Regions from separate parts of the Mus musculus genome. Here region 2 is linked to region 1. Evidence: chromatin loops called from intact Hi-C (ENCODE). Cell type or tissue: heart. All regions are shown on one strand. Each heading gives the region's core, and the rest is flanking DNA. Links, peaks and the distances in the headings are about the cores only. Region 1 overlaps Tcaf1 (TRPM8 channel-associated factor 1). Region 2 holds the start of Tcaf2 (TRPM8 channel-associated factor 2).

Region 1 (10,006 bases), core at 1,283-9,282:
CAACCAACCACCCAATAGATAGTTAGTGAGAAACTTATCCTCGCCCTTTGTGATGTCCACAAATAGCCAGGATAGCACACTGTGCACAGCCACTGTAATGTCCACTCTCCCTCTTCATCTCATTTCCGTCACAAGCCCTGTCAATGTCCTCACTGACAATCTACCAGCACACTGCGAGGGAGGAACCCAGTTTGGTTCTTTAGTAATTCGTGTCTAGACTGAAGGAATCTGGTGTCCAAGTCTCTCCAGCTTTATTATTCTGAAAGAACTCTAATATTATTTTGTCCTTAAAGAGAAATCCACAGAGTGTCACCTGTATCCATTGGAGAAAACCTGACTCCTTTCTCCCAGTCTGACCTTCCCCATGGCAGGGTGTCAGCTACAGCAAGTTTACAGCTGATTCCCATTTCCTCCCATCTTCCCTGAAACTACTACTCAGGGCAGACTCTGCTTCTATTTCCAACTCCTTTTCTGTCTTTCTCTCACATCCCCACCACTACTTTTCTGTCTATGGAAACAACCGTTCTAGGTTGAGATGTACACAGAGGAGAAAATTCGAGACATTTTCTATGAAAAATTAATCAGTGCCATGAGTCAAGCAATAGGAAATATAATTAACATCATCAAAGGATGAACTAAGAAAAAGAGGAGACAGAGGAGAGATGATAGGGAAGATGAAGGAGAACATGAAGATAATTGATTGACCCACCCATACTTTTTTGTAATAAGATAGGCAGAATTAAAGATATATGTTTACGGATGCTGAACACCCTACAAAACTACAAATGGACACTGGTAAGTGAAACACAAGAGTGGACATAGATCAAAGACAAGGGAATTTCCTAGGATCATTGCTATGTATCAGAGTTCAGGATCTGAAATTCGATCACACACTTTTTTCCCATAATCTCCCTAGACACTCCATTGTACACCAAATGACATCTTGTTGCACATCTCCTGACACTAATACACATTCTCTCAAGAGCTGCCCATCAGACTCCTGTATATTGGTCAATGCTTTCCATGTTGTGAATAATCATATTCATACATCTGCCTCATTGGTTGTTCTCTTAGCTAGACTGTGTGTGCATGAGATAAACCCATTTGGTGTCTTAGAATGATCTAGATAATACTTTCAGTGAGAATTTCAAGCCCCTGTGTAAGTTCTGAACATATTTTCTGTGGTTAAGGCAATGATAACAGTGTAGCAACTGTAGTAATGACAGTCACAGCAACACCTTATCAAGTTTCCCATATTGTAACACATTATTATTTATTAAATTCTGACAAACTTATAGGGTATATATATCATCAATATCCCCATTGTATAATTTTCTGGAGGAGAAAACCCCAGATCTTTTCAGTGGTCAGGGAATTTGTCCCTTGCTTAATATCTCATAGATAGGTAAGTGGTGACTCTAGGATCGCAGTACAGGAAATGCAGAACTAAAGAAGAGTCCTTTAAAAAATATTTATTTATTTTACGTGCAGTGCATGTACATGTGTGCTAACCAGCTTTATGTCAGCTTGACACAAGCTAGTCTCATCCGAATGGAGGGAACCTCAATTGAGAAAATGCCTCCGTAAGATGCAGCTGTCAGGGCATTTTCTTAATTAATCGTTGATAGGGGAAGGCCCAGCTGCTGTGGGTGGTGCCATCTCCAGCATAGTTGTCTTGGTTCTATAAGAAAACAAGATGAGCAAGCCAGTAAACAGCACCTTTCCATGGCCTCTGCATCAGCTTCTGCCTTTAAGTTCCAGCCCTGTTTGAGTCCCCGTCATGGTTTCCTTCAGTGATGGTCTACGAGGTGAAAGTATAAGCCCAATAAACCCTTTCCTCCCCAACTTGCTTTCGGTCATGATGCTTCATCATAGCCATAGTAACCGTAACTATGACAACATGTATCTGAGTAGTATGTATGTTGACCACATGCCTGCAGGAACTAACAGAGGTTGAAGGAGTTACTCTCTCCAGAACTGGAGTTAGAGGTGGCTGTGAGTCACTATGTGTGTGCTGGGAACCAAACCAAAATACTCTTAACCACTGAGCCATCGCTCTACCCAAGAGTACGGTCCTTGGGTATATGTCAAATATGTTAGTATTTGCTAAGTTCCAGGATTTTTTTTGTTTGTTTGTTTGTTCTATTCATAAAAGCTCTGTGGAAGCCACAGTTAAACACAGCGGCCTCATCACCTTAGGAAAGGAAGAGGTAAATGGTTTGTCTTCATATGAATTTTCATCCTTTAAATTGTTCCCCCATGGTTGCTCTCCTCTTTTGTTGGTGCTAACCGTAGCCCACTTTGAACGTGCCACGTTCTCTTTCAGCGGAAAAGGTATTCCAGGCACAGTCTGGAAAATGGGGAGAAAGCAGACATTCTAATCCTATCACAAAGCAGTCCTGTAGACTTCAACATGGTTTTTCCTGTGAAGGAATTATGGAAGGGGAGGTGGGGCCATCTTGGGAGAAGGGATTCCTCACTGCTTGCATTCCAGGCCTTGAAACACAGACTTACATATATGAGATCAGAGAATGCATTTCATTCCCTTGATGTATTCCATGGATGTACGACTGAAAGACTGTGTGAGGGTATGGGTATATCAGGGGATACTTCTCAGTAACAGCTAGCCTAGCCTGACCTTGCCTTAACATCAGAAACACAATTCTTTGTGTCTTCTCTTTTCCATGTCCTTTTCCACTAAGAAACTTGTTTTTTTCCTTATACATTGGCTTTTTTTCTCACAATGTCCATCACATTCTACTAAACCAGAATTCAAATGGACTCAGTTCTTTCTTTTGCACTCCATCGTGGGACACTTTCCACTACATCCTTATTAACTTGAACTTAAGAAACAGTTTCATTCACACATATGAAAGAATGCTTAATGCACATGGAAGAATAGACAATAAAACGATAAAAATCACCGTTAAAAAGTTACACTTCCATATAAGATTCACAACATCAACGCTCCCAAGAAAGTATCTCTCAAGCCCCCACCTTGAATCCCTCTTTCGACCTTCCTCTTTATCTTACAGGAGTAAGATCAAAAACTTGGCTTTTACTGTTCCATATTCCAGTCTCACCACACTCGTTCCTACAGTCCAGGGCTGGCTCTCATGGGTCTGGTTCCCTCTAGCTTCTTCATTTTTCTTTTTTTGTTTGCTCCCACATTAGTTCACTTTCCCCACTGGGTAACTAAGAACAAGGGAACTGAGGATTCTGACCCAGGAGTGAGGAGACCCGCCTTTTGCCGTTAGAAGCTCAGGTGCTGCCATCATCCACCTAGCTGTAAGTCCATCAGCTTGCCCCAGAGGGGTTCTAACAAATACAGTGGGTGATAAAGGTCTTTCCACACCACCGAGGGCAGTCACAACTACGCAGGAGCCTGGCGAAGGCCCTCTCTCCTCCTTCCTTTTCCTCTAATGGCCAGTCTTTAGAGCATGTGGGTGACGTCAGGGGGTGGGGGCGCAGGAGGAGGGAGGTTCGGCTAACAGAGGAGGAGGGCAGCCAAGTGGAAAATCTCGGCTGCGGATTCTCAGGCCTCTGGACCAGGACTGCCCTCTCTAAACACACCCACACCCCAGGTCCCTGTGAACAATGCCCAGTGGGCTAGCGATCTGGGTCCTAATGATCCTGTTTGTCAGGTTGTATAAACATTAGCGTGGAATGGTGCTCTATCACCAGCTACCTGTGTGACAAGCACGCCCTGCCCCCTCCTCTGAAGCCGCTTTTTAGATTAGATGCGACCACTGCTAGCGGGGCCTGTCTGGAACTCGCCCACACAAAGCGGTAGCACACAAACGTCACTGTCAAACCAAGGCCAGCAGCAGTAAGAACGCTAGGTCGGGGGTGTGAGGAGGATGCTCAGCCACCACAGAACAGAGCAAATTCACCAAGAGAAGGTAGGCAGGAAGCCCTAGGACACCTCTGCCCAGATCTGGACACACCCAGGCCCGCAGTGCCCAGGTCCCTCTCAGGTCTCTAACGTCCCTGGAGTAGCACTGGCTTCCCGCCCCACTTGCCTCCAACCCGGAATCCAGTCCTGGTCACAGGCTCCTTTGCCCACGGACTGTTCCTGCGGGCCACTTACCCTGCGATTCCACCAGGCAGCTGGGTTGGCCCTTCTAGGACCGCACCAGGAGGGCTGAACAGGGGATTCTCGGCGGAGCACCAAGTCGCCTCCGAGCAGCCGCCGAAAGCCTGGAGCGTAACGGGGAGGAGAACGGAGCCAGAGGAGAGGAGGGGTTCCCAGTCAGTCTCCTCCCCACTTCCTCCCGGCTGGAGTAGGAGCCCGAGGGGCGGCGCTTGCCAATAGACAGCGCTTCTTTGTGTAACTGGCTCAAGCGACAAGGCATTGAGGTGGATTAGGGACACCCCTAGAGGAGGTCTCATCCCAGCAGTGTGGATGGTCATTTTTATTAAAACTTTTCTACTTACAAATAAGGTAAAGGATAAAAACAAACAAACAAACAAACCAAGGCATGTTCATTCTGTGACTTATTACATTCTATGCTTACACAGAACCTACATTCCTGTAAAGTTTAGGATAGATTGACCTTGGTATATTGCGCAGGGAAACACATGAATTTGCAGGGATTGTTGAATATGCTTTCGCCTTTTGGAGGGGAGATGAGAAAGGAAAGAGACCTTTCTAACTATCCATACTGTTTAATCTGGAAAGGCACTGACCGTATATAACCTTACTGATCTCACTGTGTGTGACTGGTAAATTCAAAGTAACATTTCAAAAGAATACTATACAGCTGAAGTACATTGTTCCGGGAAGTTTTTCCTCCCCGACAATCAGCTGACTTCTCCTTATGAGTTTTCTGGTCCTATCTGTGTGATGACTCCAACTGCTGATGGTGCCAGGTCTAGCAACTAAAATGCAAAGGATAATATCATCAGTGGGGCGGATTCAAATCAAAAGTGCTGCACTTTTCCAGCTGTGTGGTTTTAAGACACTCAATCTATGCCTCTTTTATTTTCTGGGAGGTGGGGGGGGGGGTCATAAACACCTATAGCACAGATAGAAAGTTTAAACAGATGGGCTGATTCTTGTTCTTTTTTTTTATGGGAAGATGTTTTTATTTTATTTTATTTTTTTAATATTTTTTATTAGGTATTTTCCTCATTTATGATTCTTGTTCTTAAGTGAGTACCAGACATAAATAAAACTGTGTGAATATCTGACAAAATAAACATTCAGACAGCCCAAGATTCAGTGTTTTGTGTGTGTGCCTTTGAATCCAAGTAGGGTTGTGATCTACACTTCCTTTCCACATCTCCTTTTAATAGATTTTCTTCCAAAATAAATACTATGAATGCCACACAAAGAGCCTCAGGCAGATGAGCTCAGTGGCCGGATTTAGTAAACAGATCATCTAGAAAAAAAATCAAATAAGCAGAGTCCAGGTCCTACCAGGTAAAGGCCATTCAAGAGGCAGGAAGTATAACCCCTTTTTTTGTCCAGGTCCCAGACTTCCTAGCTCCTAAAGGAGGAGGCTGTTGACATGCTCATTATTAAGTCCCATTCTGATCTGAGATGTCAGGATAAAACCTCTTAATGAGTTTGGGGGTTGGGAGCTGGGGGGGGGCAATCGGCAAGACAAAGGTCAGAATTAAAATGCATGCTGTGTATGTAAAAATACATATAAAAGGTAAAAATTATATGGGAAGAATACACGCCAATTTGACTCCAAGGATGGGGCTATGAGGCTAGGTTTCAGAAAAGGGTCGTGGGGGTTGGGTGGGGAATACAAGGTGACAAAATGTCAGCATTTGAAAAATTACCTTTTCCTCATGTCACTTTGAAATATTTCATAATGAAAAATGTCTAATGGCAAAAATTATTAGACTTTTGTTAATTAAGTTTGAAAGGGGAAAAAAATAAATCAACACATTGAACAAAAGTGGGAGAGGCAGAAACCACAGACCACTCTTTTGACAGAAACCAGCTTCCTGGGCCCAGCAAGCCCTCAGGCCAGAGCTCCCGGCTGGGTTAGCATTCCAGGCTCCCACGGACTTAGACAACTTCAGTCTTCCACCCAGGCTACGGCAGATCCAAGAAGCCCTTACTTAACCTGGATCCTGTGCCCTGCCATACTATGGTTCTAGAAACATCGTTTTAGAAACATTCTTCATGGGTCCGGCAGTTCCCTCATCCAGGCCACTAGCCCCATCCCAATGGAAGGGCAGCTATCCAGCAGAGGTGTGTGACAAGGAAGTAGAGCAGATAGCCTAGGAAATCGGTGGGTGGTTGGAGGTGGAAGGGCTGGTTCCAGGAGCCAACTGGCCACTTCAGGATGAGGGCAGAGCTCCACCAGTTACTCTGGTTTGCTCAGGACCTTCCTTCTTAGTGTCAGTTTCTGATTCTAGTTAAGACCCCAGGCTAGGAGCTTATCCTAGGAGTGCAGCAGGAAAGACTGATTTTAAAGATTAACTGTCACTATGTAGCAGAGGCTAGCTTTGACTTGCTTCTGACCTCCTAGAGTTGAAGTTAGACTATACCTCCCTCCTTGTCCAGTGTAATAAGTCTTTATGTTAAACAATACACAACTGTTTTCAAGGATGAATTGTATCTCTATATATTGACGCTCTTAAGAGCTTCTGGAGTACACTCGTTTCTCTTCCAACCCCTGTTTCTGCCTTCCCTGTTTTCTCTCTTCCTTTTTTCTTCTCTCTTTCTTTTATTCTTTTTCTTGTCTCCCTTTCTCTCCCTTTCAAGATCATATTATTATATGCATATAATCACACACATCATTAAATATTATTTTTAAAAAAACATCTAATCATCTAATATAGTTAAATAGTTTTAATTTTATACTAGAAGCATGAAAATTATATAGAAAGTTTGTATCAAAGCATTAGAATTAGTTACTTCAGACAAGAAAGTGAATTACTTATAAGTTTTGCCCCCTCCTCCCAATTAGTATTGCTAAAAAGCTTTGGCTGGTGTACAACTCTTGAGCCTCCCACCTCAGCCTCCAAACTACTGGGATTACAGTCATGTATCACCATGTCTGGTATAACTGTGTAATTCTTACTTTCAATACTTATTTTTCATGCACTTCATTAACATTTCAATAATTATATTATTTTAAAATGAAAACAAATAAACCTAATCAATTAAAAACTAAATTAAAAATTCCTGGCAAAACTTCTGGTGCTGACTTTATGAAGCCTGTATCATGGTTTTTTGAATTTTGTTTCTAGTCCTAACTCTTTTAAAATTGAGGATGGGATCCAACACCCAAACTTATAGCCATGACTTGGCTTTGTGATATGCTCTGCTTGAACCTTGTCTGTCTATGCAGCATGTGTTTGCAAGGGCAGAACCCTGGGAGAAAGCCACTTATGCACCAAAAGCTGAAGGAGGTCTGTGCTGCTCCTACACATTCTCCAGCCTCCCACCCTTCAACATCTCTGTCTTTATTTCCTTAGTACCAGGTAGAAGAGGCAGTTCCCAGATTGAATCTTTACAGGAAAGCAGATTCAATGGTTAAAGGGTACAAAAGTATCAGATTGCATTATTTAAGACTTCATAACAACTCCCCAATCTGGAGGAAGTATAAGTTAACCACTGTGCTTTGTTTGCCTTTTATTTTCTCATTTTATCCAGGTCATATACTGGTGTTCCACAGTGAGATAGTTGGTATCAACTCTCAGCTTGTTGAGAAGTAGAATCACCTGACAGATAGGCCTCCAGGCATCCCTGTGGAGGATTATCTTGATTAGGTTAACTAGGGTGGGAAGGCTCTCCCACAATGGGAGGCTCCATTCCCTAGTCCAGGATCCTGCACTATATAAAAAGTAGAAAGTGAGATGAGCACAAACACTCACCAGTTTTTGCTTGCTGATTGCTAGGACAACATAACGAACTGCTGCTGTGACTTCCCCAACATAAGTAATCTCAAACTGTACACACACACACACAAAAATGAAACAAAACAAAACTTTCCTTAAGTTACTATTGTCAGTGTATTTTATAATAGCAACAGAAAAGTAGCTAAGGCACATGGTGTCCACTGGATTGATAGAAAGGATAAATGGCTGTAGGTGAGGAAGCAAGTATATAGAATCATTTCTGAGTAAAACCAACAGTTGTCAGATGTAGAAGTTCTACAAGTTCATTTTCATCTGAATTTCCTCCTTCATATATCCCCAAACGCCTTCTAAAACTTTTTTCATTTTATTTTAATATTGAGTGGGTTTGCAAGTGCATGCCTGTACATATTTGAGTGCTCGTGCAAGTCAGAAGAGGGATCCCCAGAGCAGGAGTTAGAGGTGGTTGTCAGCTGTTCATTGTGGATGCTGAGAACTAATCAGAGGATCAGAGTAAGCAAGCACTTTAAACCACTGAACAGTCTTTCTGGCATCTCTGTGCCTTCTTTAACACACAAGAAGGTTCTTTTCTCTTCCTCTGTCACAGAGTCTATGCTACTAAATCAATTTTAAGTTTTATATACCCTTTCTTATTTCCTGAGTTTCCTTGTTTTGCTTAAGGTTTTTTTGCCCTCCGTAGCTCTGAGTTAGGGACAATGTCACAAAATTCTGAAAGCGCTGACATAACTCTTGAGACATTAAGTCTATGTGCTCTGCCATGTGTGAGTAAATAAACAATCCAAACTACAAAATATTCTTTAAAGGTATTAGCTCAACTCTTACACTGATGAATTCTCTCAATTTTTTTTCATTGAAAATTTTATGCTCCTACTTTGACATGGAAAAATGCTATTACTTGCTAATCACGCTTAGGTCTCTACCCAAAAGAACTGCATACATACATTTATATAAAACCCATACACTAAGCAGAATCTATAATACTGTAAAACTGAAAGATACTCAGTTCTTCTTTCCCTGCCTTTTCATGCACTGTGGCATCCAGCTGTTACCTGAATACTATCAACAATAGTGTTCATATAAATTATTGTATATTTGTAATAAATATTGTGCTGCAACAATGAGTCCAATATGGATGAATGTCACCAAGTGCAGTAACAGATTACATGCTGTAGAAATGTGGTGGTTTGAATGAGAATGACTCTATAGGCTCATATATTTGAGTGCTTGGTAACCAGGAAGTGGAACTGTTTGAGAAGGATTAGAAGGAGTGGCTGTGTTGGTGTAAATATGGTCTTGCTGGAAGAAGTGTGACACTGGAAACAGCTTGTTTTCTAAGTTGTCTTGGTCATAATGTCTTTTCCCAGCAATAGATACAGGAATATATTTACAGTACAGTAGTTTACATATGAAGAGCCCACCCCAAAAGGGTCATTAGTTGAAGGCTTGGTTCCCAGTTCATGGATGACTGTGCTTAAATCATAAAGGTGCTCACTTCAGACTCTAAATTGAATGGGCTATTAAGAAACATGGCTTAGTTAGAAGAAGTGGGTCACTGAATGAGGACCTATGTGGTCAGACATACCTTGTGCCAGAGCTTTTCTTTTTACTCTTCTTTGCTTCCTGGTTAATATGTCATTAGCAAGTTTGCCCCAGTATGCTTTATCACTATGGTCTCTCATTCTTGGCTCAGCCTATAGCAAAGGAGTGAGTCTACCATGGACTGAAACCTCGAAATTCGCCAGCTTAAACAAGCCATTCCTCTTTTTTAATTGTTGCTCTCTAGCTAGTATTTGTCACAGAGACAATTCTAACACATTTTTTAAAAGTCTAATAGATTTAAAAAAGGAAAGTCAACTTTAAGAATAAAGTTTAGAATAATGTTCACTTTTAGATAAGATAGTGAATGGCCCAAAATGTGCTGTGGCTCACTCTTAATTTTTTTATATTGTTTCACTTGTTATTTTTAAACATTTAATTACTGAACCAAGGATGTGTTAAGTTTGCAAAAATTCATAAAGCTACATAGACATCTACATTTCACAGATGTATACATTTTCTTGCAAGTATTTTGCTAACAGTAGGTTAAGGGATCTATTTTTATTTTAGTTCTGGAATTATATTTGATTAGATACCCCATGTTAAACCAATAATAAAAGATTAT
Region 2 (10,006 bases), core at 775-8,774, 48 kb before region 1:
GGATTGCTTGATTAAGTTTTGATCACTAAAATGTCAAAGGAGATTCATTTGATGATCAGATTACAAGAAAATAGATTATTTTCTAGTTTTTTTTTTTTTAAAGATAGACTCAACTAATGTGTCTGCTCTAGCAATCATTGACTGGGTGTAATTATAGAGCCTGGAGCAGGGCTAGCCATCTTGTAACAATGGGTAAAATTAACAATTCTCAGTGGAAATAGGAACATCATGGAGACACTGCCAATATCCTGGACTGGGTACCTGGGTGTCATGCTTCATGCGAAACAGAAAGTCAGAAACTGTTAATCCACTGTGGGAAACTCTTAGGGAAAAAGTACAATTGGTCTTTGTGCTCACTCCTGGCAGGGCCACCTTCACTCACCCATCTCCAACAACTCTGGCTTCCTCCATGTTTCTGGAATCTGCAAAGCGGGCTTCTGTTTTTTAAGGTTTTTGTTCTGCTCCTCTGAGTTGTTAGCACAGCCCATCCCCGTGTCTTTTCAAATGCTACTTTCCAAGCTGTTCATTTGCACTCATGGCCATTGTCTATATTCTGCCATCTTCTGGGTTGCATTTGCTACAACTTAATTTCTATGCCTTCCATGAAGGGGTTAAGCAGCAGCTACTCTCCCCCTTGACCTGATAACTCACATCTTTCCTCTCTCTCCTCTTGTGGCTCTTATCAACATCTGACGGTGTTATCTATCAATTTGCTTAACCAGCTGATTTCCCCACTAATACGTAGGCTTCATGGTAGCACACATCATTTTCATTTCTTCTATATTCCCAGTGCCCAGCATGGGGCTGGGCCCAATTGCAAATGTTCACATAGATACACCAGTGTTTTCTGATTTATTTAGGGCACTGATAAGCCCTGTAAGTTTCAGGTATGTGGAAACAAAATGGCAGACAGATGGAGGTTTTCTCTTAAGTGGATGACTGCTTTTTCAAGGCAGGGAGTGACCAGGAGAACAAGATTTTCTTGGGCCTTGATGTACTTTAGTGACCATTTTAGTGATCATGTTTTTGCTTTGCAGTGGTTAGAAGACGGTTAAAACGATCATTTACATTGAAATTGAAACTAAGTGAAGACAGGATATCAGCACTCTTTAAAAAGAGTTAGAATCTATAAATGGTTAGAATGGAACACTCACCTGATATACAGTGGGATCTTGGGTATCTTCTTAGAGACTTTGAACCGGTTTATATCTCCATAGACATCTGTGAAGTAGACTCCAGCCACACTTGTCACCTTGTTCCCAGGGAAACTGAATAGCACCTTGTCACTGCCATGCTGACTGGCCCAATTCCAGGCCTGACCTCCAATGAGCAAGCCTCCACCACGCTTCACAAACTGGACCAGCTTCTTGGTCAAGGTGTCGTTGTAGGCATCAATGCAATAAACTCCCAGAGCCTCTCCAGGCTCAGGCTGAACCAAGGCATTTATCCCAGAGCCACGTAGGATGTTAACTAGTGATGCTAAGGAAGAATGCACTTCAATGGGAGTCCCTGGGGAGGGGCAGAGCCAGCTCACTGCATTGAGAAGAAAAGGAGCCAAGCCAGCATGCATCAGGTAGCTCTCATGGGATACGACCACCAGGCGGCCTTGGCCATAGAAAGAAACAGCAATGAGCACCTGGCCCTTGTCATTCACCATCACTGGGAAGGCTGCCTCCCCAATAAGAAGGAGTTCACTGGGAGTGAATTCTTTAGGGAGATCCCAGCTGGTCACTCCATTCATGAGGGCCTCAAAAGCAGCATCGGGAGTTGTTGCCATGGTTCTGCCCGTTGCTACAAAGGAAGCAGAGACTCAGGTTGGTCAAACCAGAATGAGGAAGCAGTAAGGAAGGCAATTAACTAAATGTTTTTGGTCCAGAAGATAGATTAGTTTCTCCTTTTGAGGATGAAGTGAAGCGCAAACAGACAAGGATTCCACTTTTATGACTCAAAACTATAAGAAGAGTAAAGACAATTAAATAAGTAGGCTTATAAATAAATAAATAAATAAATAAATAAATAAATACAACTGCAGCAATCCCCAGTTGCTATCTATTGATGAACTATGGACAGGAAGACTGCTTTAGAATGCATGACAGGAAAGACCTGGTAGGAATAGGAACAGAAAGCTGAAACCTGAAATGGTGTGGGAGGATCAGTTTGGTAAGAGGTACACCAGGGCAGCAGCAGAGTGAACGGCAGAGAGGAACAAGTCCTGGGGTAGATAAGGAGGTGCAGCTTCCCATAGGATCTGATGAATCAAATGCAGGGACTGACTTGGTGTTTGTTTTATTCTTTCAGACAAAAGGGCCACAATGACCTGTTATAAACTGCGTTAGTTGGGATCGCATGACCTTTCAGAAAGTGCATCATTTCTGACAGCTTTGCTTACCTTGTTGGAAACAGCTTCCAAATGATCAAAGCTGCCTTAGTGGAAACCCCCCATGCCACCCATTTTGACTGCCTGGGAAAGTTCTTTTCAAATTTTTTGGAAGCTGGGTATGCTGAGAGCTGAGCTTACCCTAGTAGCCACTTCAGACTCTCTCTCTAGACCAATCACAGAGGTCCGAGGACCATTGTTTTACAGATTAGACTATAAGTGCTATAGGTACAGTGCGCAATGTGAGTGCCTCTCTCTTTCTTCCCTGTCTCCTTTCCTTGAGTGCGGAGTGTGGCTGGTGATCCACAAGACTTCGCTATTCCCACATCTGAGTAGCTCACCGTAGGGGACCTCCTCCACCTTCGCTCACATGATTGACAGGGCACCCTTTCAATGGCTGTGAGCTGACATCCTAAGAAAATTTTCAGGTACTGGGGGGAGCCATGGGTACTTGCCCAGGGCCTCTCTGAGGTGCGTCCTAGGAGGGTCCCTGGAAGAGTTGAGCTATGTAGCAGACAGATCTAGACAGCTGACACTCCCCCTTGTTGAGTTCTCTCCTTCCATTTTTTTGTTTCTCCCCATGTTCTTCACTTGGGATTTCAGGTAGACTCCCTTGTTCCTCCTGTCTCCTTTGTTCATCCTGTTCATACAAAATGTTAAACAACTCATGTTGCCCATCTCCTTTCATCTATCCGCGTAGTCCAGTCCATTTAGCTCATGGCCATGACCTGGCCTGAATCTGAGGAATGCATCTCCACCTTCCATATCCTTGACTAAGAACTGTATAGAAGAACCCTGTCACTTTTCAGCCACTCCTCTGTGAGGTAAAATGTTCACTGGTGTTGGCATGTCTCTATGTGCCTCACCCCCCCCACTTCATAGCACTGTTCCAGGAAAGTGAACTGTGGGAAATCTGCTTAGGGGTGGAAAAGACAGCAGGTAGATCAGGAATTCCAAGTTCAACGTCTCATGAAGTTTGTTTGAAAAGAAAGTCCTCTGATTTTTCCCAAGTTTGGCAGGAAGAGCAACAAACAAAAACAGTCCCAGCACTCTGAAACTAAATGTGCTTACACGCGCGAGCACACACCTTTTTCAAATTCGTGACTCAAGTTCAGAGAGCAAAGATAAAGGAGTTCTGAGTTAACTAGAAAACTGTTCCAGGCCAATAAAACTAAAAGAAAAACATACCTGTGAGCAGATACACTGTTGGGAACGGCGTCCAGTAGCCTTCTGGCACTTTAAGGATTTCCTCCCAGCGTCGTCTTAGTGCTCGGACACTCAGCCCCACACCGGAACAAACCAGGACAGAAAATTCAGACCACAGAGGTTGCTGCCGGCTGACTGTCGCTGCAGAGGAATGGACTGCAGTATGAATAAGGGTCTTCCATGGGCGGGGCCTCTAGAGGCGGGGCTGCGGAAGGCGGGGCTATAGGAAAGCCCGCTGCCCAAATGAAAGACTTTCTTGAGGGCCGATTTGAGTCTCGAGGGCGGAGCTTCCCAGGGGCGGATCTTTTCCAGGGCGTGGCTATCCCGGGGCAGGGTTAGTTATAGGCGAGGCTGTCCTATTGGATGAGCTACCCAGGGAACTGGTTAGTTGTGGGGCTGTTCCGGATGGGAAGCCCTCTATGAAGCTGGACTATTCCAGTATCTGAGAAGTCCGGATGTACGAGCATCCCCTAACAGTTGCTCTGCCAGACCGGGAATCTGACTCCAACTGGCTTGGTGCTACACCAGTGCCTAATTGCTCTGTTAATATCTCCAAGCTTGGGCTTCAGGGCCTGCCGCCTAGTGGCCATCACTGGCAGTACAGCTGTGGGAATCTGGGGCCAGGAAATCTGGTCCAGGATATTTTCACTGGGCAGAAAACATGACTGTACCATGCAGTTTTTGTTTGTTTGTTTGTTTTTGTTTTTTTTAATCACAATTGCTCTGTAGTACAGCTTGAGGTCAGGCCAGGTGATTCCCCCAGAACTTCTTTTATTGTTGAGAATAGTTTTTGCTATTTTAGGTTTTCTGCTATTCCAGATGAATTTGCAAATTGCCCTTTCTAACTCAGTGAAGAATTGAGTTGGAATTTTGATGGGGATTGCATTGAATCTGTAGATTGCTTTCGGCAGGATAGCCATTTTTACTATATTAATCCCGCCAATCCATGAGCATGGGAGATCTTTCCATCTTCTGAAATCTTCTTCAATTTCTTTCTTCAGAGACTTGAAGTTCTTGTCATACAGATCTTTCACTTAGTTAGAGTCACACCAAGGTATTTTATATTATTTGTGACTATTGTGAAGGGTGTTGTTTCCCTAATTTCTTTCTCATCCTGTTTATCTTTTGTGTAGAGAAAGGACACTGATTTGTTTGAGTTAATTTTATATTCAGCTACTGCGCTGAAGGTGTTTATCAGGTTTAGGAGTTCTCTGGTGGAATTTTTAGGGTCACTTATATATACTATCATATCATCTGCAAATAGTGAAATTTTGACTTCTTTTTTTCCAATTTGTATCCCCTTGATCTCCTTTTGTTGTCGAATTGCTCTGGCTAGGACTTCAAGTACTAGATTGATAGGTAGGGAGAAAGTGAGCAGCCTTGTCTAGACCCTGATTTTAGTGGAATTGCTTCCAGCTTCTCTCCATTTACTTTGATGTTGGCTACTGGTTTGCTGTGGATTGCTTTTATTATGTTTAGGCATGGGACTTGAATTCCTGAACTTTCCATGGCTTTTATCATGAAGGGGTGTTGGATTTTGTCAAATGCTTTCTCAGCATCCAACAAGATGATCATGTGATTTTTGTCTTTGAGTTTCTTTATATAGTGGATTACATTGATGGAGTTCTGTATATTAAACCATCCCTGCATCCCTGGGATGAAGCGTAATTGGTCATGATGGAAGGACAGGTAGAGTAGTGGAATAGTATTGAAGACCCAGAAATGAACCCACAAACCTATGGCCTCCTGATATTTGACAAGGGAGCTAAAACCATCCGTAGGAAAAAAAAGACAGCATTTTCAACAAATGGTGCTGGAACAATTGGCGGTTATCATGTAGAAGAATGCGAATTGATACATTCTTATCTCCTTGTACAAAGCTCAAGTCTAAGTGGATCAAAGAACTCCACATAAAACCAGAGACACTGAAATTTATAGAGAAGAAAGTGGGGAAAAGCTTCGAACATATGGATACAGGGGAAAAATTCCTAAACAGAACAGCAATGGCCTGTACTGTAAGATCAAGAATCGACAAATGGGACCTCATAAAATTGCAAAGATTCTGTAGGGCAAAAGATACTGTAAATAATACAAAAAGGCCACAAACAGATTGGGAAAGAATTTTTACTAATCCTAAATCTGATAGGGGACTAATATCCAATATATACAAAGAGCTCAAGAAGCTGAACTCCAGAAATCTAAATAACCCCATTAAAAATGGGTACAGAGCGAAACAAAGAATTCTCAACTGATGAATACCGAATGGCAGAGAAGCACCTGAAAAAATGTTCAACATCCTTAATCATCAGGGAAATGCAAATCAAAACAACCCTGAGATTCCACCTCACACCAGTCAGAATGGCTAGGATCAAAAATTCAGGTGACAGCAGATGCTGGCGTGGATGTGGAGAAAGACGAACACTCCTCCATTGCTGGTGGGATTGCAGGCTTGTACAACCACTCTGGAAATCAGTCTGGCCGTTCCTCAGAAAACTGGACATAGTACTACCGGTAGATCCAGCAATACCTCTCCTTGGCATATACCCAGAAGATGTTCCAACCGGTAAGAAGAACACATGCTCCACTATGTTCATAGCAGCCCTATTTATAATAGCTAGAAGCTGGAAAGAACCCAGATGTCCCTCAACAGAAGAATGGATACAGAAAATGTGGTACATTTACACAATGGAGTACTACTCAGCTATTTTTAAAAATTTTTTTCCCCTGTGGTCATCTGCCATTTTCCAGAAACTGAACTTTTTTTTATGATTGTTTTATTAGAATGTTTGGTTTGATGGAGTTTGTTTAGTTATTTGTCACCACACTGTGACTATCAAATCTAGAGCTTGCTGGACATTTGGTAAGTGCTTTGCCATTGGACTATATTTGTTCTTTTTGTTTTTTTTTCCCCTTTTTAAAATTAAGGTACTTTCTTCATTCACATCTACAGTGCTATCCCAAAAGTCCCCCACACCCTCCCCCCACCCACTCACTCCCACTTCCCGGCCCTGACGTTCCCCTGCACTGAGGCATATAAAGTCTGCATGACCAATGGGCCTCTCTTTCCAATGATGGCCGACCAGGCCATCCTCTGATACATATGCAGCTAGCACCAGGAGCTCCTGGGGGCACTGGTTAGTTCATATTGCTATTCCACCCATAGGGTTGCAGTTCCCCTCAGCTGCTTGGGCACTCTCTCTAGCTCCTCCATTGGGGGCCCTGTGATACATCCAATAGCTGACTGTGAGCATCCACTTCTGTGTTTGCCAGGCCCCAGCATATTCTCACAAGAGACAGCTATATTAGGGTCCTTTCAGCAAAATCCCACTAGTGTATGCAATGGTGTCAGCGTTTGGAGGTTGATTATGGGATGGATACCCGGATATGGCAGTCTCTAGAAGGTCCACCCCTTCATCTCAGCTCCAAACGTCGTCTCTGCAACTCCCTCCATGGGCTTTCCACTCCCAGTTCTAAGAAGGGGCAAAGCATCCACACCCTGGTCTTCGTTCCTCCTGAGTCTCATGTGCTTCGCAATTGTATCCTATATCTTGGGTATTCTAAGTTTCTGGGCTAATATCCACTTATCAGTGAGTACATTTCATGTGAGTTCTTTTGTGATTGGGTTACCTCACTTAGGTTGATGCCCTCCAGGTCCATCCATTTGCCTAGGAATTTCATAAATTCATTCTTTTTAATAACTCAGTAGTACTCTCCATTTTGTAAATGTACCACATTTTCTTTATCCATTCTTCTGTTGAGGGGCATCTGGGTTCTTTCCAGCTTCTGGCTATTATAAATAAGGTGCTATGAACATAGTGGAGCATGTGTCCTTCTTACCAGTTGGAACATCTGGATATATGCCCAGGAGAGGTATTGCTGGATCTACCGGTAGTACTATGCCTAGTTTTCTGAGGAACAGCCAGACTGATTTCCAGAGTGATTGTACAAGCTTGCAATCCCACCAGCAATGGAGGAGTGTTCCTCTTTCTCCACATCCACGCCAGCATCTGCTGTCACCTGAATTTTTGATCCTAGCCATTCTGACTGGTGTGAGGTGGAATCTCAGGGTTGTTTTGATTTGCATTTCCCTGATGATTAAGGATACTGAACATTCAGTATTCCTCAGTTGAGAATTCTTTGTTTAGCTCTGAGCCCCATTTTTTAATGGGGTTATTTGATTTTCTGGAGTCCACCTTCTTGAGTTCTTTATATATATTGGAGATTAGTCCCCTATCTGATTTAAGATAGGTAAAAATCCTTTCCCAATCTGTTGGTGGCCTTTTTTGTCTTATTGATGGTGTCTTTTGCGTTACAGAAGCTTTGCAATTTTATGAGGTCCCATTTGTCAATTCTCGATCTCACAGCACAAGCCATTGCAGTTCAATTCAGGAATTTTTTCCCTGTGTCCATATCTTCGAGGCCTTTCCCCACTTTCTCCTCTAGGAGTTTCACTGGCTCTGGTTTTATGTGGAGTTCCTTGATCCATTTATATTTTACCTTAGTACAAGGAGATAGGAATGGATCAATTCACATTCTTCTACATGATAATTGCCAGTTGTGCCAGCACCATTTGTTGAAAATGCTGTCTTTTTTCCACTGTATGATTTTTGCTCCCTTGTCAAAGATCAAGTGACCATAAGTGTGTGGGTTCATTTCTGGGTCTTCAATTCTATTCCATTGGTCTACTTGTCTGTCCCTATACCAGTACCATGCAGTTTTTTATCACAATTGCTCTGTAGTACAGCTTTAGGTCAGGCATGGTCATCCCACCAGAGGTTCTTGTATTCTTGAGAAGAGTTTTGGCTACCATAGGTTTTTTGTTATTCCAGATGAATTTGCAGATTGTTCTTTCCAATTCGTTGAAGAATTGGGTTGGAATTTTGATGTGGATTGCATTGAATCTGTAGATTGCTTTTGGCAAGATAGTCATTTTTACAATGTTGATCCTGCCAATCTATGAGCATGGGAGATCTTTCCATCTTCTTAGATCTTCTTTAATTTCTTTCTTCAGAGACTTGATGTTCTTATCATACAGATCTTTCACTTCCTTAGTTAAAGCCAAGGTATTTTATATTATTTGTGACTATTGAGAAGGGTGATGTTTCCTTAATTTCTTTCTCAGCTTGTTTATCCTTTGTGTAGAGAAAGGCCATTGACTTGTTTGAGTTAATTTTATATCCAGCTACTGCACTGAAGCTGTATTTAAGGTTTAGGAGTTCTCTGGTGGAATTTTAGGGTCACTTTTATATAGTATCATATCATCTGCAAAAAGTGATATTTTGACTTCCTCCTTTACAATTTGTATCCCCTTGATCTCCTTTTGTTGTCAAATTGCTCTGGCTAGGACTTCAAGTACTATGTTGAATAGGTAGGGAGAAATTGGACAGCCGTGTCTAGTCCCTAACTTTAGTGGGAATGCTTCCAGCTTCTCACCATTTACTTTGATGTTGGCTACTGGTTTGCTGTAGATTGCTTTTTATCATGTTTAGGTATGGGCCTTGAATTCCTGATCTTTCCAAGACTTTTATCGTGAATGGGTATTGGATTTTGTCAAATGCTTTCTCCGCATCTAACGAGATGATCATATGGTTTTTGTCTTTGAGTTTGTTTATATAGTGGATTACATTGATGGATTTCCGTATATTAAACAATCCCTGCATCCCTGGAATGAAACCTACTTCGTTAGGATGGATGATTGTTTTGATATGTTCTTGGATTCGGTTAGCGAGAATTATATTGAGGATTTCTGCATCGTTATTCATAAGGGAAATTGGTCTGAAGTTCTCTATGTTTGTTGGGTCTTTCTGTGATTTAGGTATCCAAGTTATTGTGGCTTCATAGAATGAATTGGGTAGAGTAACTTCTTCTTCTAATTTGTGGAATGGTTTGTGCAGAACTGGAATTAGATCTTTTTTGAAGGTCTGATAGAACTCTGCACTAAACCCATCTGGTCCTGGGCTCTTTTTGGTTGGGAGACTATTAATGACTACTTCTATTTCTTTAGGGGATATAGGGCTGTTTAGATAATTAACCTGATCCTCATTTAACTTTGGTACCTGGTATCTGTCTAGAAATTTGTCCACTTCATCTAGGCTTTCCAGTTTTGTTGAGTATAGCCTTTTGTAGAAGAATCTGATGTTGTTTTGGGTTTCTTCAGGATCTGTTTTTATGTCTTCCTTTTTATTTCTAATTTTGTTAATTAGGATGCTGTCCCTGTGCCCTCTAGTGAGTGTGGCTATCGGTTATCTATCTTGTTGATTTTCTCAAAGAACCAGCTCCTCCTTTGGTTGATTCTTTGAATAGTTCTTTTTGTTTCCACTTGGTTGATTTCACCCCTGAGTTTGATTATTTCCTGCTGTCTACTCCTCTTGGGTGAATTCGCTTCCTTTTGTTCTAGAGCTTTTAGGTGTGTTGTCAAGCTGC

What was found. Peaks named below come from ENCODE experiments on the same cell type or tissue, not always from the same donor. Only the 100,000 strongest peaks of a DNase experiment are listed, where the experiment ranks them.
Region 2: it touches region 1 in a loop (2.1-fold over the local background); 4 of 42 quality-filtered maps call a loop at or near these places.

What each region holds. Positions count from the first base shown.
Region 1 is chr6:42,688,843-42,698,848 of GRCm38, forward strand. All of the region lies in intron 1 of Tcaf1 (TRPM8 channel-associated factor 1), which reads right to left. Among named protein-coding and RNA genes, the nearest start is that of Tcaf1, 16 kb to the right of the region's middle. In heart, for the core only: a CTCF peak has its summit at 4,365; DNase peaks (open chromatin) are centred at 3,449 and 4,159; H3K4me3 peaks cover 1,932 bases; H3K27ac peaks cover 1,672 bases.
Region 2 is chr6:42,641,315-42,651,320 of GRCm38, forward strand. Tcaf2 (TRPM8 channel-associated factor 2) reads right to left here and starts at 3,727. Exons shown (of 8, transcript NM_146174.1): 1 at 3,566-3,727; 2 at 1,155-1,791. The coding sequence starts at 1,777. In heart, for the core only: a CTCF peak has its summit at 4,163 (motif pointing left); a DNase peak (open chromatin) is centred at 3,957; H3K4me3 peaks cover 1,175 bases; H3K27ac peaks cover 348 bases.